3 separate regions of the Mus musculus genome follow, and regions 1 and 3 are each linked to region 2. The links are chromatin loops, found by intact Hi-C in ENCODE. Cell type or tissue: left cerebral cortex. All regions are shown on one strand. Region 1 overlaps Epb41l1 (erythrocyte membrane protein band 4.1 like 1). Region 2 holds the start of Scand1 (SCAN domain-containing 1). Region 3 overlaps Epb41l1 (erythrocyte membrane protein band 4.1 like 1).

Region 1 (8,000 bases), 150 kb after region 2:
TCCATCTCAGACTCCCTCACTGAATCATATGTGGAAAGTCTTCTGGGTGTGAGGTAATGCCCACAGATGCTGGCTGTGAGGGCATGGATGCCTCTAGTCTACCTCCCATAGCTGCTAATACCATAGAGGAAGTCCTCTGGCCCCCAAGATCTTGCCTGGAGTTTTGTAGCATCAATTTCCAAGATGGAGGGAGCACTCGTGATTGGGGAGGGCCGTGAGATGGTTCCATCAGGCACTGGGGAGATGACTCGGTCAGTGAAGCGCTTGTTATACAACAACAAAGGCCTGACTTCAGATCCCCAACTCGCACCTAACAGCTGAAGTGACCTGGTTCTTCCTTAGTCCCATCACCAAGGAGGCAAGGACAGGTGGCCGGCCATCCTCGCTGAGTTGATAAGGTTAGGATTCAGAGACAGATCCTGCCTCAAAAAATAAGGTGAAGGTCACGCAAGGCAAACACTCAGTGCCTACCTCTGGCTTCCACACATGTGAGCACATATGTGTACATACACCCCACAAATATACTATACAGACCCGCACCCACATATACAGATACTGTTCTCACGTGAAGAGAGTGTTTTCCCATGCTAAGGTGCCTGACAGGAGGTGATATTCCTGTGACATTGTGACAAAGGTGTTCAGTATCTATCACCCCTGTCTTTTAGGGTTAGGGCCTTTGGTGAGGCACAGGGAGACCTGTGGCCTCTCCCACTAGCACATCATTGCTCTGTGTGTGTCTGTGTTTGTGTCTGTGCACACTCATCTGTGACTACGAGTCAGTGCTCTTGGGATGGCCAAGGAGTGACTCTTTTAAAAAGGCCCTTTCTGCTCTTGTTCTAAGGAAAATAATTACACAAGTGACTAATTTTATCCCTAATCCCATAATTACTTTATTATGTAGCTGGTGAGAGGGCTCTGAGCTGTGCCTTTGGCGCCACTCTGGCTGCTGGCCCAGTTGGCCTGGTCCTGTAGCAATAGAGCCCCGCCCTGCTGCTGGCATGGCTCTATCAGAGGACAGGATTGCTCTATTTCCACTTGGGCTAGGGCCAGCTGCATGTCGGTGTTGGGGGCCTGAAAACCTACCTTCCTTTCCTCCCAAGTCTGTAGACAAAGGCAACTTCCCTGAGAGTGAGAGTGTGTACTGCAGGATCCAGTCAGCGGGAGTCAAGATTCCTGTTTATCCTCATTTACCTCCTTCAGGGCCTTAGATAAGTTATTTCCTGATGGGTCTTGATCCTGTTGTCTGTAAAATGGGGTTCTTGCTGGCTTTAATGGTCCAAATTTCAGGAGGGGAACTAAGAAAGCAAGAGTTTTGAGTCCAGGGTTCCTTCTTGCTGCCCATTGAAAATATACTTCATGTAACTTGTGTGAGGCTCTGAGTTCAAGCCCCAACATCACACCAGTCCATCAACTAAACCCTAGTCTAGTATATCCCACCATAATATATAGGGCAGTAGTTTAGTATATCCCATCATAGCATTGAAGACAGTAGTCCAGTATATCCCACTGTAGTATTTAAGACAGTAGTCTAGTATATCCCACCACAGAATTTAAGACAATAGTCCAGTATATCCCACCATAGTATATAAGACAGGAGTCCAGTATATCCCACCATAGTATATAAGACAGGAGTCCAGTATATCCCACCATAGTATTTAAGGCAGTAGTACTGTGTAGCAGGCACCTTCATTTTTCTCATCAGTAAATACTCTGGACCATAAATCCTGTAAACCAAGCTCTTAGCCCTGCCTCCATTGTTTTATTCTAGTATAGAAATAATTGAAGAGCCATTCAGATAGGAATCAGCAGGGCTGAGATTTGAACCCAGGCCTCTGTTCCCAAAGTTCCCTCTCCCTTTCTTTCTCTGTCTTTCTGTCTGTCTCTGTCTCTCTTTGTCTCTATCTCCCTCTTTGTCTCTGTGTCTGTCTGTGTCTGTCTGTCTGTCTCTCTCTCTTTGAGACAGGGTTTCTCTGTGTAGCTCCGACTATCCTGGAATTCACTCTGTCAACCAGGCTGGCCTTGAACTTGGATATCTGGTTGTCTCTTCCTCCTGAATGTTGGGATTAAATACGTAACCACTGTCCGGCATTTACCCATTCTTTATAGCTACTATACAGAATTATTAGGCTTGCTGGGTAATTAAACTCTTGACCATGTAAACTTAAACTTGATCCCATAAGCCATAGGGATGACATGATAAACTGGAAGCCCCTGTAGCTAAGGAGGTGAAGTGGCTTAATTTTCAGACTATGTGATGTGTGTCTCTCTTTTTGTCTTTTGATTTTTAAGACAGGGTCTCACTGTGTAGCCCTGTCTGGTCAGAAACTTGCTGTATAGACAAGGATAACCTTGAACTCACAGAGCTCCATCTGCCTGTTGGTATTTAAGGCATGTGCCACTATGCCTGGATGTATCTCAGCATTACTATGGTGTCACACTCATTCTATCTTTGGTTTTTAGTCTTTTCTTCTTGTTCATATTTCTCTATGTAACACTACGTTTTTTCTTTAAATTGAGGCAAAATACACATATCCTAAAATTTACCGTGTGTGTGTGTGTGTGTGTGTGTGTGTGTGTGTGTGTGTGTGTGTACATCTGTGGGCTGGTTGTATGTTTGTTTGTTTGTTTTGTTTTCTCAAGACAGGGATTCTTTGTGTAGCCCTGGCTGTCCTGGAACTCACTCTGTAGACAGACTAGCCTCATACTCAGAGATCTGCCTGCCTCTGCCTCCCAAGTGCTGGGATTAAAGATGTGTGTCACAACAGCCCAGGGTAACCCTTACGTTTTTTAAGCGAACAGTTTAATAATGTTAAGGATGATCTCATTGTGTTCCAGCCACTACCATCCATCCATCCATCTATCCATCCATCCATCCATCCATCCATGATTGTTGGTGTTATTATTATTATCATTATCGAGTGTGTGTGTGTGTTTCTGTGTGTCATAGTGCAGGTGTGTATGTGTGTGTGTGTGTGTGTGTGTGTGTGTGTGTGTGTGTGTGTGTGTGTGCCAGGGCATGCTGGAAATCAGAGGACAGCTTTTGAAGGTTGGTTCTCCTCTTCAACATTGGGATCTAGGGACCAATTTCAGGCCATCAGGTATGAGACTGACTTGCTGAGCCTCCTTGTTGGCTCTCCAGAACTTCTTTATCTTGGAAAAACTGAATCTCCATTCATTAAACAATAACCCCCGATTCCCCGTCTCTTGCAGCCTGTGGCAACTACCACTCTCTTTTCTGCCTGTATGAATTTGACTAACAGCCTCCCGTATGTGGAATCACACAGCACTTGTCTTGTTATGAATGGCTTGTTTCACTTAGCATAATGTTCTTAAGGGTCATTCATGTTCCTTCTGAGGTAGAATAATACTTCATTGTGTGGGCCACATTTTGTTATCAATAGACACCCTTTTCCTTACCTCTTGGCTATTGTGAATAACTGCAGCAGCACTGGCTATAGAACTGTCTTGTTGATGAGGTTTTTTTAAAATCTCTTTTGGATTTATACTCAGAAGTGCATATTTGGTGTGGGCACGTGCATGTTAGTGTGTATGTGTGTGTGTGTCTGTGTAGGGCAAGGGGATAGCCTCTGGCATTTTCTTTCTTTTTTTTTTTTGAGACAGGATCTCTCGTTGCCCTGGGACTTTACTGAATTGGCTAGCCTAGCTGACCAGCATGCTTACAAGGATCTGTCTGTCATCCTCCATCTCACTGTTGCTGGGATTAGAGCATGTGTCCCCAGCTTTTTATGTGGGTTTTAGGGATCCGAATTCAGTCCCTCATACTTTTAAGGCAAGTGCTTGACCAACTGAGCCATCTCCCCTGCCCCATTGGTACTTATTTAAAAGCCGGAGTTTCTTGTGTCTTATCAATAATGTGGTGGGAACTAGGTCAGATATTTGATATATGCTGTCCCGTTCTCGCTCTTTATCAACCGGGTACAGCAGATAAAATCATCCCCAGTTTATGGCTGACAAATGAAAGCTCAGAGAGATTGCTTATTTGCTCAAAGCCGAACAGCTCGGAAGCCTTGAGGCAGAGTTGAGAGCTGGCTGCTGCCCAAGCCTGCTTTTAATTGTCGCGAACTGCTGCCTCCCTGCGGCCTCAGCTCCACCTGTCTGGGCAATTTTCTGCCTCGGTGGTGCTGTTTCTCTTTCCCCGCTCACATCCCCACCATTTTCCTGCCTTTCCTGTGTTCACGTTCACTGGAAACCCTGAACAACTTTCGTGAAAGCCCTTTGACTGCCAGGACGGTTTTGTGTGCTGGAAACCGACAGAGCAAGGCCTGTAATTTGCTTTCTAATCATAGACCTCCAGATTCACAGTGGCTGCCGGGATCTCCTACCACATCATGTGGCCACCAGCTTGTAGATCGTCAAAGAACCAGCCCCTTGGGGCCTGGGACACTGTACTCCTATGAAGAGTCGGGGGAGGGTTCAGCCCACCTGATTGGGGTTCTCCTAGCTCTCAGATTCTTGGCAACAACATAAGATTTTTCTCTTGAAAAATCTGTAGAAATATTCCACAACACTTGCCCTTCTCTGACTTTCAAAACTGTCAGAGCAGAATATCCCAAAGTTTGGGTGATTTTTGTGGATTTCCGCTCATATGAGACAGCCTTAAAATTTGCAGGCTGGCTGGCATCTTTTTTTTTCTTTTTATTGTGGAGAATTCCAAATGTATAGAAAAGTAGAGAGAACAGCATAATGATTTATGAGAAGCCACCATACGCAGCACTTCTAGCCAATGGCATGGAAGCTGGGCTTTCCTGCACTCATAGCTCACTCCGTAGATGCTCAGTAAACCCACACAGAGACTGAGTACACATTTCTTCTCCCACCATTGCATTAAGAGGCGAGGGCCGGTTGATTTTCCAAGAGAGCCAATGGCAAGAACATGTACTCTGGTGTCAGACACAGTTGTTCAGATTCACAGAGCTGAACATCTTCAGGCAAGTTAGTGATCAGTTTTATTGTCTATAAAATGGGTATAGAAATAGAAGTGCTTACTTCGTAGGTGTGGCTGTAGCTGTCTGGGGTTTGTTTTATCTGGAGACTGGGCTTCCTGTACCGCAGGCTGCCTTGGAACTTGCTTATAGCAAGGATGCCCTTGAACTTCTGATCCTCTTGCCTTCGCCTTCTAAAGGCTGGGATTATGAGTATGCACACTATGCTTGGTGTATGCTAGCCTTGAACCCAGGCCTTCAAGCATGGTAGGCAAGCTCTCTGCCAATCGGGCTACATTCCAGCCCTAGCTAATGCATTTTTAAGAGTTTTCTTTTCTTTCTTTTTTCTTTTGGTTTTTCTGAGACAGGGTTTCTCTGTATAGCCCTGGCTGTCCTGGAACTCTTGTTGTTGATGCTTGTTTGGTGTTGGTGTGTGTGTGTTTCTAGGGATCAAACCTGAGATCTTGCGCCTCTAGACAAGTACTCCACCATTGGTCTATAGCCCCAGGTCTATTGCCACTAATGCTTTTTATTGCTGCTTTGAATATTAAAATTCTAGTAGGAAGAATCCATGTGTTTTAAAAGTACAAAAATAAGTTGGAGTCCACTAGAATTGAAACCCTAGGATTTGGCTCCATTTTATGTCACAGTCAGCATTTAGTTGTAGGCTCAAGAAAAGGTCGCCACAGCCAGAGCCCATGCCCCCAATGTGGATGCTGGGAGCAGGCCCAGCATGGGGGCCACGCAGGCTGGCTCCGCCTCTTTGCTTTGCTTCCATCTGCCCCCTGAGGGTACAGTGACCCCCATGAGAGGGACAGGCCCAGCTGGAAGAGCCCAGAGGTGGTGAGCAGCGACACTGCGGGATGTCTTGTTGCTAGGAGACCCGAGGAGGCAGCAGGACCCATTGCCAGAAGAGGGAGGGGATGATGGTGGGTTGATGTAGGGATGCAGGGCATGTGACCCCAGATGGACTTTTGTGGGGTTCTGGAAGGAGATGGTGGTGCAGCTATTGGGATCCTTGCCAGGAAGGGAGGAGAGGTCGGAGCAGAGACTCTGGAGAACCCGACTCTTTCTGTAGACCAGGACAAGCTGTTCAGTTCTTCCTGCTTGCTGCATGTCAAAATCAGACCAGCATTGGTGTCCCGATTCATTGTGTGGCTCTGGAAAGTTATGTGGCTGCTGTGCTTGCTGGGCCCCTGTCAGCTTCTTCATCTGCAGGATGGGCCCTATCCACTGCACGACGTGGTTTCAGATGTGACCTACAGGGAGCAAGAGCAAGTGCAGACGTGGCTTTGGCATCATGCCAGCATTTCTTATCATTGATTTTTTTTCCTTTGCTGTACAGCGAAGGAACTGGAGTCCCTCTAACCAGGCTGGATTCATGGGTGTGGAGCCTGGAGCGGACTTCCAGCATGTTCCTGTGTTAGAAGATGATGGGGACCTGCTAGCTGGGCTCTCAGCTAGTAACACTCCAGGGAGTGGCTGAGAAGGGCAGCAAAGTTCAAAAGCAGAGAGGGGCTGCATCAGGGGCTCTGTTGAGATTCCAGGAAGGACTTTGAATAGCTCTAGCCAGAAGCTTAGTGTGAGTGGCTAGAGATGATGGTGCAGTCCTACTAATATAAATAGTATTTGTCCACATGTATGTCACAGAATAAAAAAACCCCAAACAAGCAAAATGAAATGATCCCATTGGGATGAAAAAAAAAACCAAACAACAAGCTCTGGAAACATTACAAAGTTATGTATTTAAAACACAAGTGCCAGGTGGTGATGCTACACGCAAGCCCTTGATCCCAGCACTTGGAAGGCAGAGGCAGAAGTACGTTTCTTTCCGTTCAAGGTCTGCTTGGGCTACAGAGCCAGTTCCAGGATGGCCAGGGCTACACAGAAAAACCTTGTCTTAAAAATCAAACCAAACCAAGAAACCAACCAAGCAAACAGAAGGCAGGAGGAGCAGAGTTTGGTCCCAGAGCCATGTTTGTTGTTGTTGTTGTTGTTGTTTCTAAAGCTAGGTGTGGTGACATGTGCCTGTAATTCCAGCACTGAAGGCCCAGAGATCCTTGGGGCTTGCTGGCCAACCAGTCTAGTCTATTAGGAATTCTCAGGCCATTGAGAGACCTGGTCTCCACACACGCATAATGTTTGCACATAGACAATATATATATATACACATAGACAATATATATATATATAATATATATATATATATATGTACACACACATATACATGCACATATGATTTAGTGTGTGTGCGTGTGTACCCACAGATGCCAGGAGGGACCACTGGATCCCCTAGAGCTGGAGTTTCCAGTTGTTGAGCTGCCTGATGTGGGGGCTGGGGGCTGAACTCAGGTCCTCTGGAAGAACAGCACCCACACTTAACCAATGAGCCATCTCTCCGGCCCGAAATGATTTTCTAGTTGAATGTGATGGTTCAGGTTTGTGATCCCAGTTCTTGGGTGGGAACGTTGACACCATGTTTAACTGTATGTTAGCCATGACCACTTAGCAACATATTAGCTCTTCATCATTACTTTGTATGTATATGTGATACTTGAGTGTTGTGTGTGCGTGTGTATGGGTTGATATTTGTTTGCACATGTGTGTGTACATGTAGAGGCCAGAGGTTGGCATGGTCTGTCTCCCTCTGTTACTCCCCACTTTAACTTTTGAGATGGGGGTCTCTTCACTGAATCTGGAGCTCTCCAGCTGGCTCCTGGTACTGGCTGGCCAGCGAATCCTGGGAGTTTACCTGCTTCTGCACTCCAGTTCCTTGACAATGTTAATTGGTACAGTTTCCTAATGCTGAGTCCTTGATATCCAGACCATGGTAGCATGGTAGGTAGCAAGGAATGAGGCAACAACAGCCACCCCTAAGGGATCCCCCAACTGGCCTGGCAGGATTGGAGGGACTGTGTCACAGGGGTTTACCTGTGGAGGAGGACTGCCTTGGCTCACACTGGTCAGGGCGATTGTGCTGGTCTGTTGCCCCAGTCTGGCTGCTCCTCTTCACACCTGGTCCCCTTTTCCCTGCTGCGATGCTGGTCCTGGTGTGAT
Region 2 (8,000 bases):
TTCACAGAGATGTTTGTGTTGTTTCTTGTTTCGCAGGTTCTGGTTCCATGTGTCATTGCTATGTTGTTTGCTTGGTTTTATCTTATTAGGTGAAATGTAAAAGGTTCCGTGCTGTGAGGACTTCATTTTCACCAGTTTTTGTATCACTAACGGTAAACTTTGTTTGATTTATTCATCAACATCCACAGATTCATTATCAGTTTTGTAATCTGTAATGTTCTAGGCTGCAAATATTTACTATGTAAACATTAAGGAGCCAATGTCGGTAGCTACCAACAGCAGCACCTCTCGCTGCCTTAGGAATGGTTAAGTTTCAGGCCTAACAGGCCATCATGGCCATAAATTCAGGCTTGTGTACAGAGAAGCTTCAGGGAATGAATGCCCTTATCTAAAGATCTGTTCACCATCTGATACAAAATGTGCTGTGGAGCAAGCATGAGGTGACCTGGCATAGCTTAGGGAATGTGTGATGTGTAATTAAGCCAACACAGTCCCTTACAAGAGGCTGCTTCCCACTGCTCACATTGATGTCTTCTTGTGGGAAGAAGTGCTCCAAGAGTACACATGCCATCACGGTTCTGGATAATTTATCATAGAGCTACATTTTGAGACTTGTATGATGATTGTCTGAAAGGGAAAGAAACAAGATACTTAAAGCTACAACTGTGTGAGGTATGATGATTGTTAGATACTAATTTGGGGCCATCAAAGTGGCTTAGTTGGGAGAGGTGCTTGCCACCAAGCCTGCTGACCTGAGTTCAAGACCCAGGACCGAATAGAGAGAATTGACACCTTCAAGTTGTTCTGTGACACACATACACACAAATGTAATAAAGGATTTTAAATTGAGGTTTTTCTTTTTATGTAACTACTCTTAAGTATCACATCTGGGGAAGCTGTAACCTTGAAGGCAGTCAGTTTTGTGTGGTTCAAAGAAGGAAGCAGAAACTGAATGATGCTAATCTTGCCGTGTGGTCCTTACTGGGTTTATCATTTAGGTTTTGTAAAGGACATAATCTGGTTTCATTATTACTTGTTTTTAGGGAAACAAAGCAGAAACCCCATATTCTGATAACCTCAGTTCTTCCCTAACTTAAAGCCATGTTGAGGGGCTCCACTCCCAGTTCCTGGGTCAAAGTGAATTCACCCCTAAGTTGGAGCACTGGAATCTGTTGCAAACAATGTTATCATTTAGAAAGATGTGCACTACCTATGTTCTGTCTGTTAAAAAAACCTATCCACCTATAGAAAGTCACCTTGACAAAACAGTTCTGGTTTGATCAGTCATTCTTTAGTATGTATGCAAGGTGGATCCTGGCTGAGCCAACATTGCACTGTGGATACGTATCTGTGTTTACACGCTATTAGACAGAAGGCACTGTACATATGAGTGTTGCTTTCAAGCAATATTTGCAAAACATGCAAACTTCTGTATCTGGAAAAATAAAAACAGGTTCTTGTTGCTATGTGTCAGTCACATTACTGAAGTATAAAAGGTTGTGGGCTTTGTTGGTTTAGTTTAGTCTCACTATATAGCCCTGACTGGCCTAGAACTCCCAGAAATCCCGTCTCTGTTCCAAGTGCTGGTTTTAAAGTCCTGTACCACCACACCTGGTTGTTCTTTAAACAAAGTCTTGCAATGTAGTCCAGGCTGGCCTTGAGCTTATGCAACCCAAAGTTGGGCTTCAAACTTAAAATGATCCTGTCTTGGTCTCCGAGTATACCACCATAACCCAGCAAGGATTAAATGTTTTATGCATTATGGTGAGCTTGAGGCCAGCCTGGTCTACAGAGCGAGTTCGGAGACAGCCAGGGCTACATAGAGAAACCCTGTCTTAAAAAATAAAGTGCCGGGGGCTGGAGAGATGGCTCAGCGGTTAAGAGCACTGACTGCTCTTCTGAAGGTCCTGAGTTCAAGTGTGGCTCACACATTGCAGTGGAAGCTGCAGGTTTACTGCATTTTTGGTTGCTGGACACAGTGCAAGGCAGGACAGGCTGTTTCCCTAGACTGAGACTTACCTACTGCGTTCAACAAACCCAGGCTTCCTATAGACCTGAACTACCCCTCAACTAACACCCATGCCTGGGCAGAATCCTCAAAACTGGTTGTCTTCATTTCATTGCAAAATTCAAACAGGAGCCTCACAGTAAGTTCGTATTACTCATGCATTCCAGGCTCATCCCGGGGGAAACCATTGAGCAGGTGGAACATTGGAGATTGAGGAGTTTACTCATTGGTTTAAAAAATGGGGCAGAGAGGGAAGTCTTGCTCACAAGTGTGCCTCACTCCAGGGAGTTCTCTCACAGAGGAAGTTCATGAGAGGCTGATAAAGGAGAGGAATGGGCATCGGTGTCAAGGAGTCCGAAGTCCGAGGCGTCTTTTCATGATACACATTTCCGTCATGGCCATTGGTTTGTTTTTAAGGTCATGAACGCTAAATAGTTTTATGCAAAACATTTCTCAAATGACCAACACGTGTATATAGAAAGACAGGAGGCCCTGACCCATATAGGTTAAGGCAAGGAAACATGCCGAGCCTTCTCAGTCCCTGTCACAGGACACTGGATACTCTGTGTGTGTGTCTAACAAATGTGAAAGTAGAGGTCATATGAGATGGAGAAGTTAAGTGGAAATTATGTAAAGTACACATCAACTTCTCAAAAGAAAAACTGAGAAAAGCTGTTTTCAAAAAAAAAACTTACCAGGTAACCGTTGGAAGAAGAGGCTATTTCCAACAAGATTACTGGGAAAACACTGTTGTCCAGTTGTACTGATTCCAGTTACTGATCTTTAAGCATAAAGTGAAACGAGAGTTCGCTTTCCTTGGCAATATCAGTTCTGTTGCTTGAGTTTGTTTTTGAGAGGGTCTACATAGCCCTGGCTGGAACACACTATGTAAAAACCAGGCTGGCCTCAGAGACCCTCCTGCCTCTGCTTCCTGAGTGCTGAGGTTTAAAGTATGAGTCACAACAACCAACTAAATAAAGCATTTAATAGGGCCAGTTATTTTACTGCTCAGCTTCGAAACCGCTGTGTACTGCCATCTGCTGAAGCTCGGATACTAGATAGTGTGAGGCAGAGGGGAGAATAGAAGGCTAGAAAACTGAAACCTCATTAACATGGCCTTTTGCAAAACAAAACTCATGCAGGTTTAGAAAAACTGAATGTGGTCTAGATCTAGGTAGATTTCCTGCCTAAGGGCACAGCTTCGCGCAAATGCAGTGGTCCAGGAATAGCTAATCAAAAGCCTTAATCTTACAGGTTCCCAGAATCCTCTAGCTATCAGCTGGAAAGGTGGGCAACAAGTTCGTAAAATAAACCCAATAAATAAAGAACGAACGCAAGACACAGCAGACATGGGAGCTGTCAAAATTCAACTTTTATTAACTCAGGGGTAGGGTGTCAGTCCAGGGAGCCCCAGGCTCCGCCGCTCAGCCGGTGATGCGCACGTCCGCGCGGCGCCGCAGCCGCCGAGCCCGGGCCGCCTCCGGTAGAATGGCCTGCAGCTGCTCCTGCACCAGCATCTCCACGATCTGCTCCTTGGTGCGGATGTCCGGCCGCAGCCACTGGCGGGACAGCTCCCGCAGCTGCCGGAAGGCTTCCCGGGGCCCGGCCGCGTCCTGGTAGCGAAACTGCCGGAAGCGCTGGCGAAAGGTCTCGGGGCCGGGCCGAGAGGCTCCGGGCCGCAGGGCGGCGTCAGCGTAGGGCGCCGTGTTCAAAGCTGCGGGCGCGCCGGGGAGCTCCGGGGCCGGGGAGCTCCCGGAATCGGGCGACGGGGCCGCACAGTCGCCGGCTCCTTCCTGCTGCTCGGGAGGCGCCGCGGGGCTTTGGGGGTCCTGGCTGGGCTGCGGCGCCGCCATGACTACGGCTGTTGGCGTCCCCCTTTGTTTCGCAGTCCGGCGCCTCGCCTGCGTCTGCACCGGAAGGAGGTAACAGAGGGCCGCTGAAGGGCAGGGCCCGGGCACCCCAGCGGGACGCGGACTCAGGACAGGCTGCGGGCAAGCCCAGCTTACCTCGACCCGCGAAGCTCCTCGGTGGCCGGAAATGAACCGATCCGCGAATCCGGAAGCCGCCTCCTCTACCAGTCACGTGAAGTTTGATCTGGGGAAGTCCGTAGACATCAGCTCTACTGACACTAAGGATGGCGGCACTGCAAGGTCCCCATTGGAGCCGGCGGACAAGTCGGACACGACAGAGTCGAAATCTGAGTCGGGATCGGATTCCAGATCAGAGGAAGACAAGGAGAGTCCGGCCTCGATTAAGGAGATAAAGGCGGAGACACCCCAACCGAAGGACCGCCCTGGCGTGCAGGTGACCTGCGCCTCCTAGGGTAGATGCTGGTCCCTACTTGACCAGGCAGGATCTGGGGGTAGCGCTGACAGTCCTGGGTAAAGGAGGGTGATGGTTGGCTAGGGGATTGTCGGAGCTTGGGCGGATGCCCTGGGTGGGACAGCGGGACAGGGGCTCCAATTACTTTTAAAAAGATCTCTCAAGCCCGTAATCCTAGAGCTAAAGGACACCTCCTGAGCTATAAATTGAGCTGAGAATCTCATTAAACACACACACACACACACACACACACACACACACACACACACACACACACACATATACTGTCGCCTGCATAGGTGCAATTGATTTCACTTTATTTTGAGAAGGACAAAGTATTTGGGCAAGAGTCTTCAGACTTTCCTGCCCCCAAACAAGTGCTCAGGGCTTCTTTGTCATTGTTTTTGCTTGTCCTCGAAAACCAAGAGAAAGAGATTCAGTGGGTACTACTTTAACTTTAAGATTAATAAGTGGGGGGCTGGAGAGATGGCTCAGTAGTTAAGAGCACTGACTCCTCTTCCAGAGGTCCTGAGTTCAATTCCCAGCAACCACATGGTGGCTTACATCTACAATGGGCTCTGATGCCCTCTTCTGGTGTGTCTGAAAAGAACAGCGGTGAATACATAAAATAAGTAAATACATCTTTGAAAAAAGTTTAATAAGTAAACTGTAATTAACGATGTCCCAGATGGTGGCCATTAGCTTCTTGTATTTACTGAATCTTTGAAAGGTAAATACCCCGAAATTGAGATGTATTAAAATGTAGAATTACGCATGTGTCTGTAGGAAAAGAAAAATATTTTGTATTTATTACATATTTGAGTATGTTATGTAATTTTGTATATATGGGGGTCAAATAAACTATATTATTAAATTTTACCTGTGTCTTTTTACTTTTAAAATACAACTACTTTGAAATTTTTAAATTACACATACAGTTTATAGTATATCTTTGTTGACTAGCTGCTGTCTAGAGTGTCGGAATCAGGTGTCAGGAAACATCTTTTCTTTGCTTTAACACCCCCAGCAATAAATAGTGCCTGCCTCACAGTTGTCAGGTGGAGTAAATCAAGCTCTGGAAAAGACAGAGCTTTCAGAGCTAGGGAGATGGAGCGGTTGGTAAGGATGCTTGGGATGATGGGATGAGATGAGCGTGGTACCCAAGCATTGTGAGTCCACAGCTCTGGGCAGCCCACGAAGTTCTAGGCTTCTATCCTCCTCCGGACAACTAAGTCTTCCAGAATGACCGGGTTCATTCAGCTTCTCTTGGCTTCTGACTGAATTGCTCTGCTTGGCCTCATACTAACTTTGGCACTCTCCTCCTCCCCCTCCTCCTCCTCCTCCTCCCCCTCCCCCTCCTCTTCCTCCTCCTCCTCTTCCTCCTCCCCCTCCTCCCCCTCTCCCCTCCTCCTCCTCCTCCTCCTCCTCCTCCTTCTTCTTCTTTTCTTGAGACAGGGTTTCTCTGTATAGCCCTGGTTGTCCTGGAACACACTCTGTAGACCAGGCTGGCCTTGAACTCAGAAATCCACCTGCCTCTGCCTCCCAAGTGCTGGGATTAAAGGCGTGAGCCACCACACCCGGCTCTTGGCACTCTGTTCTAATCTTCTGGCTCATTCTGTCTTCACCTATGTCTGTCAAACTGTCCTGTTAAACTGCCAAAAACCCAACACACCACCACACCTTTTTTTCCCTCTCTGCTCTTAAGTAGTCTCTTTTCCAGTGCTGCTCTCCTGTGAGTTGGGCATGTCCAATCTCTGACTCATCCTGTCAAATCTTTCTCTGATTCAACACTTTGTCTGCCCCTTAATTTTAGATGTCACTTTCAGACCAACCTGCTTCCTTCTATAAACTAACCTTCCTTACCATCATTGTTAAGAGATTAAGGTATGTACTAAGGGATTAAAGGAATGTCATTCCAGCCGGATCACATAGACCTAGAAGGCCTTTGGATGTGATCCCTCGCTGGAGCAGCCATGTTGCTGGATTAAAATTCTACAGGTGCTTGCTGTGTAAGCATGAGGGCTTGAATCTCCCTGTGCCCATGAAAAAGCCAGGCATGGCTGAGCTGGCCTACACCTTAACGTTGGGCCCAGGTAGAGATCAAAAGAACTGCGTGGTTAGCCTATCCAATACGTACTTCTAAATTCAACTTGAGACCCTATCTCAAGGCAATGAGGAGAGTAATAGAGTAGAGCGCCCTCTTCTGGCATCTTCATACCTGTACACTCGCATGGATCACACACACACACACACACACACACACACACACACACACACACACACACACACACGTTTTCATTAGGTCAGGTCCATTGCCTTCAGCCTCTTGAGCTACAGGTGTTGCTGTTTTAATCTATAAAATAAAAAATCTGAATGCAAGAACTTGAGTGGAAAAGAGGAATAAAAAGAAAAGAACATGACTGTGGTTCCTAGGCACAGTGGAGGGGAAGGTCTAGTATAGATAACAGGGAAAGCATGGCCACAGTCAGAGACCCTGAGGGAGGCCAGAGGGGACATCATCCTGAGCCATGAGGAGAGAGAGGAGGGGGAAGGCAGAACCAGGTACCACAGCCAGAAAGCCCAAAGGTCCGAAGCCAGCAGGTAACCAAAATGGCTGTATGATACAGGGAAGAGCCTCTGGGGGAAGGGCAGCCTTCCCCGACTGGGCTGTAGAGTTCGGGGTAGGGGTCAGGGTATACAAGCCAGGAGGACTGTAATAGGCAGGGCTGAGGGATGCTGGGTGGACCTGGTGGCCAGGTTCTCTTTGACATGTTAAATAGGCAACTCAACCATCTGTCCTGGGTTTGAGACTTTCAGAACTAACCTCATGGAAGTTTCTATGAAAATTCAGATGGTGCCAGCAAAAGTATAATCTCTGATGCCCCCTTGGCAGGTGGTATATTCTGTTTGACTCCCAAAAAAGTTTTGTATCTCCGTTTTCCAGAAAGGGACAGGGGCTTAGTCAGGGTTTCTGTAGCTGTGACAAAAAAATCAACACCAATAAGCAACTCGGAGAAGAAAGGGTTTATTCAGCTTACACTTCCACATTACTGTCCATCACCAAAGTTAGGACAGGAATTCAAACAGGGCAGGAACCTGGAGGCAGGAGCTGATGCAGAGGCCACGGAGGGGTGCTGCTTACTACCTTGCTTCCCTTAAGCTTGCTCACCCTGCTTTCTTATAGAATCCAGGACTACCAGAACAAGGATAGCACCACCCACCATGGGCTGGGCCCTCCTCCATTGATCACTAGTTGAGAAAATGCCTTACAGTTGGATCTCATGGAGGCATTTCCTCACCTGAGGCTCCTTCCTTTCTGAAGACTCTAGTGTCAGATTGACACAAAACCAACCAGCTCAGGCCCAAGATGATAGGACTTTGGTCATCCCTGCTGTTCCTTTGGGTTCTGCGCAGGGATTGTGTAACAGCCAGGTAACCATTGTTAGGACAGATTTCTGACGATCACCTTGCCCATCCTTGAGGATGTCTCCCGTGGAGGTATGAAAGATGACCTTGAGAGGCACCACAAGGACCCCTCAGTGGGTTTTGTAGTTGCTGGCCTGTAAGCTTGGGAAACTTCATGGGCCAATCCGGACTTGAAGCTTTTTCTTGCTGGCCCCTCGGCATCTGCATTTCTGTTAGTCAGTTGTTCAGCTTCCTTTCACAAATA
Region 3 (8,000 bases), 200 kb after region 2:
GGACTGGGTGTGAGTGCACAGGGCTACTCTGCTGGATCAGGCTGGAGGTGGTGTCTCTAATCTGTTTGTCCTACTGACCCTGCTGGTTCCTTTCCCTCCCGCTATCCCACCAGCCGGAGCAGGAAACCACGCCACGACACAAGCAGGAGGTACTGCATGGACCTACCCCTCCCCCCATAGCCATCAGATTCCCATTCCATCTCCCTGGCTCAGGCCCCCTACCTTCAGCCTCATGTCTGCCCTCCTTCCACACCCTCTTCCGTTATCTTCCTTTCTGATCACTGCCCTCCCTGTTATGCTCATGTCTTCAAGTCCCAGGGCAGGTTCTAGTCCCATCCCTGTGCAGTACCTGCCACCCAATGTCCCTCGTCGCTTGGCCTGGTGATCTATGCTTGCCTCCCACCCCACTTGCATCCTCCACCAGTTCTCTGAGTCCATTTAGCTCCTCCCTCTACTCCCACCCTTCCTTAGCATCACCTCTGCCCCACACCCCCATCTTCTCTGTGTTCTTTGTATCCCCTGACAACCAGATGTGAGGGTGGGGCTCGGGTGCGGAAGGAGGAGCACCTGCTCGCTCAGACTCCAGCCCTACCGCCCTCCTGAGTGGGCTGCTGGTGCCTCCCTGGAAACCTCCTCTCCTTCTCTCTTCTCACCTTCCTGTTCTCTGCTTCTATCAACTTCGCCTTCCACCCCCACCTCTTGTTCCCTTTTGCAGCACCCAGATCTCTCTGGACCCTTCAGTACAAGAGAGACAATTTATCCTAGCTGAGAGCAGGCCATAGTCAGAGCCTGTCATGATACCCTGCCATCCGGGCTTCAGCCCGGCTCAACTACCAACTTTGGGTCTTAGAAAGACTTGGTGGGCCCTGATCGTCAGCTACACAATAGGGCAGGCATATTACCTGTGACTCCAGCAGTACCTGCCTTATTCTTGTGCCAGGCCTTGACTCTCAGCCTTTAAGCTCTAGGAATCCCAGGACCCAACAGTTGTACTATTGGGAGCACAACCCACCCCCAAGGCCAGCAGGCCCATTGGGATCATCTGCTATTCATTGCCACTCACCATTGAGGCCCGTACTCAAGCCCTGGGCAAAGTCCACTGAGTTTGACCTCTCCGACGGACACTGTCTGTGGCCAGCTTAGCCCGAGAGAGAGGGAGGGAGGGAGGGTGGGAGGGAGGGAGGGAGGGAGGGAGGGAGGGAGAGAGGGCCGAGGTCCAAGCAGGTGCCTGGGGGGGGGGTGGCAGAAGCCTCGGTTGGATTGGCTTTCTTCCTGAGAAGGTTTGAAAGCAACTATAGAGATTCTTAGATGCCAGAGCTGAGTCCAAGGGAAGATTCCAGCCTTACCCAAGAGCAAGATTATCTCCCAGGTGGCTCCTCTCAAATAGCCTTACAGATAGCCCCTAGGCTCCCCGCCCACTTCTCTCTGTCCCAGATGATGTCCCAAGCAGATGGCCAGCATGGGCAGCTGTCTGTGGCTCATCCTCCCAGGGCCCAAGCACACTGCTCCATCTGTAACACTGGCATGAACTCGTACACACCGGGCACTCCAGCTCTACCTGACTTCTTCGTGTGCTAGGCCTTGAAACTCACCTCTCTTCTTCCTAGTCTCAGGTTTCTCGCCCCCACAAAAGCTTCACTTCCACCCTAGCTTCCTGGTCTCTCTGACGGTGTCTGACTTCTCCTACTCTTAGAGAGTCAGTACTCAGAAGGCATCCGAAAGGTTCTGGGATAGAGAAGGCAGCAGCTCACGGCAGGCAGTGCTGCACGATCTTTCTCTGGTCCTGAGTAAGGGAACGGGGCCCAGTTTTCTAAGTGATCCAGCTTAGGCACTTTTTTCTCCCATGCCTCCATGGAGCCTGAGCGGTTGGATGGGGGCTCAAGGGAGCCCAGACTGAGCACACTATTAAGTGATCCTAGTCTTGACCAGAGGTAGGAGCCACGATTCAAGAGGGTTCCGGGAAGCCAGCGAGCCAGTGCGGCTCAGTGAACAGAGCAGGGACGTCTCACCTTGGAACACACAGCCTGCTGTGCCTGGATCATAAACAGGAAAGTCTGTGCCTGACTCTGTCTGTGCTCAGAACACAATGGGTGCTCACCGAGACTTGAGGGCTCCGTGGAGTTGAATGTTCTTGGGTAAGGGAGGCAGGGGAAGAGAGGGCACGACACCATCCAGTCACCCCATGCCCCTGGTCAGGACACCCCGTGGAGTTCATTGTCTTTGCTTCCTTGACTCCTGGGACTGTTATGAGGGGGACAGTGTAGGGAGGGGTAGTGGAGGGTGGTGATCCCAGTCTTCCTGTGTCTTCTGCCCACAGTAGGTCATCTTATACCTCTCCCTCTTCTCTCATGCCTAGTTCCTGGACAAGCCAGAGGATGTCTTGTTGAAGCACCAGGCCAGCATCAATGAACTCAAGAGGACCCTGAAGGAGCCCAACAGCAAACTGATCCACCGGGATCGAGACTGGGATCGGGAGCGCAGGCTGCCCTCGTCGCCTGCCTCCCCCTCCCCCAAGGGCACCCCGGAAAAAGCCAGTGAGGTAGGTACCATGCTGTGGCCCTTGATGGGACTGTGAGTAAAGAGACACAGAGTTGGGTGGGGCAGGGGCTAAGTACATATTTACATTTATCCTCCACACAAATAATGTGTCTCCTAGTTGCTTACAGACATGAGGGATGGGGAGGCAGGTTAGGCTGAGAAAGTCAAACCCACTAACCCCTGAGTCCCATGGACCATCTTAAAACATGAAAAACTCCAAAAAATGCATGGTAGCTTGTTTGTGTTCCCCTTCAGTCAAGCAAAGGAAACTGGGGAAAGGGTGCTTGCTAGAAACTCCGAGACCCCCTGTGGGACCCACTGAATCAGAGTTCCAGGGAACCAGCCTTTTAAACAAGTGCCCCAGGCAAGTCTCTTGCAAATTCAACTTTAAGAATCCTGGAAGCTCTACCCAGGAGCCAGACCCTTGGGGGCTTATGTGAGAGTGCAGGGAGAACACGGTCCCTCTTGGGAGGATCCTCAAGTCTCACCAAGGTGGTAAGTCCACTGCACAAACCCAACGCTCCTGAGACTGTCTCAGGACCCTGTGTGTCCTGCCTCCAGGGTGGAAATCAGGGGGCTATTTTCTTAATTGAGAAAGATGAAGACAGGCTTTGGGGAAATCCCATATCTATACCCCAAGTTATTGTATCGGCACTTGTGGAATCCTGGCAGGATTTACCCATTTCAATGTATTCGTCTTCTCGCTCAAGCTGCCGCTCACCGCTCACCAGATTGATCGTGTTCTAGACTTAAGCTCCTGGTTCCATTACCTGAGGGCTGAGGGCTCTGAGCTTGTTACTTAATCTCTCCAAGGCCCTGTTAGGTGAATAAGGATGTTTACAAAGGTCAGATGAAATAATGCCCGGAGAGGGACCGCATGGCCACTGTGTTGCCTGATATGGAAAACTTGGTCTTCCTTATGGAGTCCCAGGACTGTGCCTTGCAGAACTCCAAATCAAAGCTGGAAGGACGCTGGGAACCCTCTGTTTAAAGACTGCCTTTTACTGAGATCCAGAGAGACAAAGACCAACTCGGCACGAAAGATGCGTTTGCTGTGTTCCATGAGTCATTGTGCTTGCTTGTCTTTAATTCACAGCTGGCTTGAGGCAAGGCCAGATCGTGTGCAGAGCGGGCGAAGAGCCAGCTGTGTACCTGCTTTCTCTCCAGTGCTTTGAAAATTGGTGATGCAGTCATGATTTAGTTCATAGAGCGTTTGATTGAACTGGTACCCGCCATGGTCTGAGCTCACCAGATAACAGAGAGCTTTCTTGTGAGGCATAAAACTAACCCAGCTGGGATTCCATAGCTGCCAATATCAATATCACACAGTCAGGGTTGCTTTGGGGGCCTTGAAGCCTGATACTCTAGAAAGGAGGCAAGTTTCTGCACCTACTAGCAGAGGTGACAGACTTAAACATTATGACACCGTGTTGTCAAATATGCATGTCTTGATTGACATTTGTAGTTACCCAGGATGCACATGGTCCCCAGGCTGTAGATTAGACCAGCCCCTTTTCTGAGGGCTTCTGAGGTCCCAGCACAACCAAGACTCAGACTGGTGCACAGCACTCTCCTCTAGACCGCTCATTCCCTCGGGAAAGACTTGGACAGGGTGACTTCTAACATTCCTGAGACGGGCTAGGTCTTGGCCTGGATGCAACTGAAGTGTGATGGAGAAGCTACCCAAAGGGTGAGATGCCCGCAGAGAAAGAATGGGCAGAATGAATGTTGGTGAGCTAGGACCAGAGTTAAGGGGTGTGCCCCACCTGCTGGTGACAACTGGAACTGCTGACAGAGGGACCGGTTCCAGCCACCACCTCCTTAGCCCTGAAAACTGTAGTCGGTACTCATGAGGAGTACAGGAGCCCACCTTGGAGTTATGGACCATTTAGAGCTGGCTTTTAGGGCCTTGGCATTTATGGGTTCTTGAGGATTTGCAAAATAGGGAGGAGTCATAGACAAGAACTTCACTCTGTCCTCCGGTAGGTGATGTTACCTCTGTGAGTCTCGTTGCATAGGTGATCTTAAAGGGGACCAGAGTGTCATCCCATTGGGAGGTCATTGGCAAGGCTAACTGAACAATGAAGGTGGGAGTTCAGTGTCCCCTAAGAAGTGTTGACAGTTATGGGACACTGCTGAAGGTGACTGGATCCCTGGCCCAATATGGCTCTCTAGAGGACCCTGCAAGGACATGCCACCAGAACTCCCAGAGACATCTCTAAGCTTGCTGGGTCCCACCCAAGCCAAGGGGAAAAGCAGCAGGAACTTGAACTGTTCCCATTGGTCAAACCCAGGTAGTTTGAAAGCCAATTAAGGGGTGGTGGTGGTGGTGTGGATGTGTGTAGCACTGTGCACACCTCTGTGTGTGTAGGGGGGTAGTGGTGTGTGTGTGTGCATTACTAGGCACACCTCTGTGGGGGGGGCATCTTCCTTAGTCACTCTCTACCATTTTTAAAATCATCTTTATTTATGTGTGTGTTTATCTACAGTGTGTGTATGTATGTATGTTTGTGTGTGTATGTATATGTATGTGTTTATCTACAGTGTGTGTATGTATGTATGTTTGTGTGTGTATGTATATGTATGTGTTTATCTACAGTGTGTGTATGTGTGTATGTGTGTGTGTGTATGCATGCAGTGCATGTGTCTGTGTGGGGTATGTATGTATGTTTGTGTGTGTATGTGTATGTATGTATGTATGTGTGTGTGTGTATGTGTGCATGCATGTGTCTGTGTGGGGTATGTATGGCGGTCAGAGGACAACTTTGCAGAGTCTCTCCTTCGTCCCTGGGGCCCTGGGGATTGAACTTTGGCTTTCAGGCTTGGCAACAGCACTGTCACCCATTGAGCCATCTCACCAGCTCCTCTACTTTATTTTTTGAGATAAGCCTCTCATGGAACTCGGAGCTCACTGATTCAACTAGGCTGGCTGGCCAGTGAGCTCCGGGCATCTGCCTGGCACCTCCTCCCCAGAGCTGGGACCACACCTGGCTTTTTTTCATAGGTTCTGGGGATCTGAACCCAAATCCTCCTGCCTGTCTGAGGATTTTACTAATTATGGCATCTCCTCAGCTTCTCAAAGACAACTTTTAAAAAATATGACTGTGACCCCCACTATAAGTTCGAATCATAGCCTGAGCCATGACACCTCCGGCAGGCTTGAAGTCAGAGTCTAATGATGGTATTCTAAACTCCCTCAAGTGTTAGTGAGAATGGGGTTCTGGCCAGAAGGCACAGGATTGCCTTGCTGTTGTTATCTGTCTTTTCCCTCAGAATGGCTCCTTCCTGACTGACCCTATGAACTAACATGTTAATATGGGGCTTACAAAGCTGGACTATTTACAGACTATGTGTGTCTCTCCTGCTCGCTCTCTCTCTCTCTCTCTCTCTCTCTCTCTCTCTCTCTCTCTCTCTCTCTCTCTCTCTCTCTCCTTTTCCTCTGGCCTGGGCCTCCCCTGCAGGCCCAGAGGATCCACGACACTTCTCAGCAGGACTTGGTCCCTGGAACAGCAGCAGGCTTGGAAGTGTTCACTCAGAAAAGCCTCGCAGCGTCTCCTGAGGTTACTGTCTTCACTCTCCCACACCCCTTGCCCCTGGGCCTCCAGCCCATCCCTGTCTACCCTCCAGGATCTTAAGAAAACCCTTTCCCTGGGGTTGTGGGGAACAGGCCAGACTCTGCTGTGGAGAGGATAGCAAAGGTGGTCCACATTGTCCCTGTCTTATAAATGGCAAGTGTCCCCACCCCAGGGATCCACGAAGGGCCAGCCCCTCCCTCATCCATTATGTACCAGTAAGGACAGGATTGCTGCTACTCCCAGAAGACAGAAAAACTGGTTCCCTCTAGTTCCAAGGGGGCAAAGGCATGATCCTTTCCGGATGCAGGCTCTAACTAACATTAAGCTTGGGATTAGGTGTCTTGACCCTTGACCGTGACTTGCCCTGAGCTCTTGTCTGTGTTTAGAAGCCTGATTATAGTCTATGGGTTAGGGCACAGTCTCCTTCTTTTCTCTCCTTCCAGCCATCTAAACTCATCGGACATTGGCAAAAGTACATGTCTTCCTTCCAAAAGCATCCTTGAGTTTGTAGAGAGGCAAGCCTTCTAAGTGAGGAGGGCATTGCTTCTGGGTCCAGATGAGCACCAGGTCAAAGGCTCTTGGGGTTTTCTGTGGCCCTGTGTGGATGCTGGGTCTGGATCCCTACATCCCATAATCTGTTGGCCGTGGGAGTCTACTGATAGGAAAACATCCTTCATGTAGCCTCTGTGCCCCATCTGTCGGTGTGGCTTCTGAGGATATAGACGCTATTCCTCCCACAGAGAAAACTTCTGTAGCAGACGTGAGTTTGCTGTGAATGTAGGAAGGAGATGAGCAAGCTCCAGACAAGGGAGAATACAGCCTGCAACTCTCCCTGAAGTCTTCTTCATGTAAAAATAAAAACAAACCACTCAGTGTCGTCTCCTGAGAGCAGTGAGACAGTGAGGCAGCAGCATCCCAGCGTTAGGGACATGGTGTCGGGAGATGCTCTGGTGTCGGGAGATGCTCTTAGAAACAAGGACAGTAGGGTATAGGGGACTTTCGGGATAGCATTTGAAATGTATATAAAGAAAATATCTAATAAAAATAAAATAAGAAAAAAAAAAGAAACAAGGACAGTGCCTTGTGGGGTCTGAGCCAAGTGTGCACCTTTCTCCAGTGACCTGCCACATCAGCCTTACTGTCTCATCTACAGTCATCAGGACCTCCCTGCCTTCCTACCCCCTCCCCCACCCCCTCCTTCTGTCTTATCCCTCCTTCCACAGGGCCTTCCCATGTTGCCCTGGCTGGACTCAAATGCGTGGTCCTCCTGCTTTGGGCTCCCAAGTGCTGAGCATGAAGTTTTCTGTGAAGTCTGTCTTGATCAGGGCTTCTTCTTGCTACCTATTGGCCATGGACTCTGCAGCCTCCCTGAGGCGGTCCCTCGAGGAATTGAACACCTCTTCTCTGCCCGTCTTCTAACAGCTTCTCCTAGGATGCAGGTTCTAGAGAGCCCCCTTCCTGGACTTCTTCTGACCCCAGATGTAATTGAGAATTCCAGGTGGGGCCGGGACAGCTAGGAGTCAGTGGAGCTGCCCTGTGGGGTTTCTTCTTGTTCATCATGAGGTAGACTTGATCCCTCTTCACTCCTGTGGCTGGAGCGGAGACAGCTCCATCAGATGGCACGGGGCACTCTAAGCAAGGCCCTGGAGAACCAGGGACTCTGGAGAGAATACATGGAGGTTGGCCTATCTGTGGAGATCCTAATGTTGTACCATCTTGTGACTTGGACCAGATGTAGCTTGACCAGTGCACTGGTGCCAGCCAAGTTGTCCTTTCTTTTAGTAAATCATGTCCCACCCCCATCAGTCCTTAACTGTTGCTTTTTTAGCATCGGAGCTCTTGTTTCCTCCCTCAGCACTCCTGTGTGATCTTCTGCAAATGCCTTCA

The links. Peaks named below come from ENCODE experiments on the same cell type or tissue, not always from the same donor. Only the 100,000 strongest peaks of a DNase experiment are listed, where the experiment ranks them.
Region 1: it touches region 2 in a loop (2.0-fold over the local background); 2 of 42 quality-filtered maps call a loop at or near these places.
Region 3: a loop joins it to region 2, with 6 times the contacts of the local background. A loop is called at or near these places in 5 of 42 quality-filtered maps.

Annotation. Positions count from the first base shown.
Region 1 is chr2:156,456,587-156,464,586 of GRCm38, forward strand. The region is part of intron 2 of Epb41l1 (erythrocyte membrane protein band 4.1 like 1); the gene reads left to right. Among named protein-coding and RNA genes, the nearest start is that of Gm33977, 38 kb to the right of the region's middle. In left cerebral cortex, a CTCF peak has its summit at 4,090; DNase peaks (open chromatin) are centred at 4,100 and 6,039; H3K27ac peaks cover 699 bases.
Region 2 is chr2:156,308,488-156,316,487 of GRCm38, forward strand. Phf20 (PHD finger protein 20) reads left to right here. Exons shown (of 18, transcript NM_172674.2): 18 at 1-1,466. Scand1 (SCAN domain-containing 1) reads right to left here and starts at 4,217. Exons shown (of 2, transcript NM_020255.3): 1 at 4,015-4,217; 2 at 3,359-3,915. The coding sequence starts at 3,861. The coding sequence ends at 3,433. Cnbd2 (cyclic nucleotide binding domain containing 2) reads left to right here and starts at 3,986. Exons shown (of 13, transcript NM_027585.2): 1 at 3,986-4,312. The coding sequence starts at 4,046. In left cerebral cortex, CTCF peaks have their summits at 3,063 (motif pointing left), 4,314 and 4,928 (motif pointing left); DNase peaks (open chromatin) are centred at 3,091, 3,514, 3,639, 4,116 and 1 more place; H3K4me3 peaks cover 2,331 bases; H3K27ac peaks cover 1,415 bases.
Region 3 is chr2:156,511,672-156,519,671 of GRCm38, forward strand. Epb41l1 (erythrocyte membrane protein band 4.1 like 1) reads left to right here. Exons shown (of 25, transcript NM_001368800.1): 14 at 114-149; 15 at 2,357-2,539. Among named protein-coding and RNA genes, the nearest start is that of Gm33977, 17 kb to the left of the region's middle. In left cerebral cortex, a CTCF peak has its summit at 4,306; DNase peaks (open chromatin) are centred at 3,676, 4,298 and 6,829; H3K27ac peaks cover 462 bases.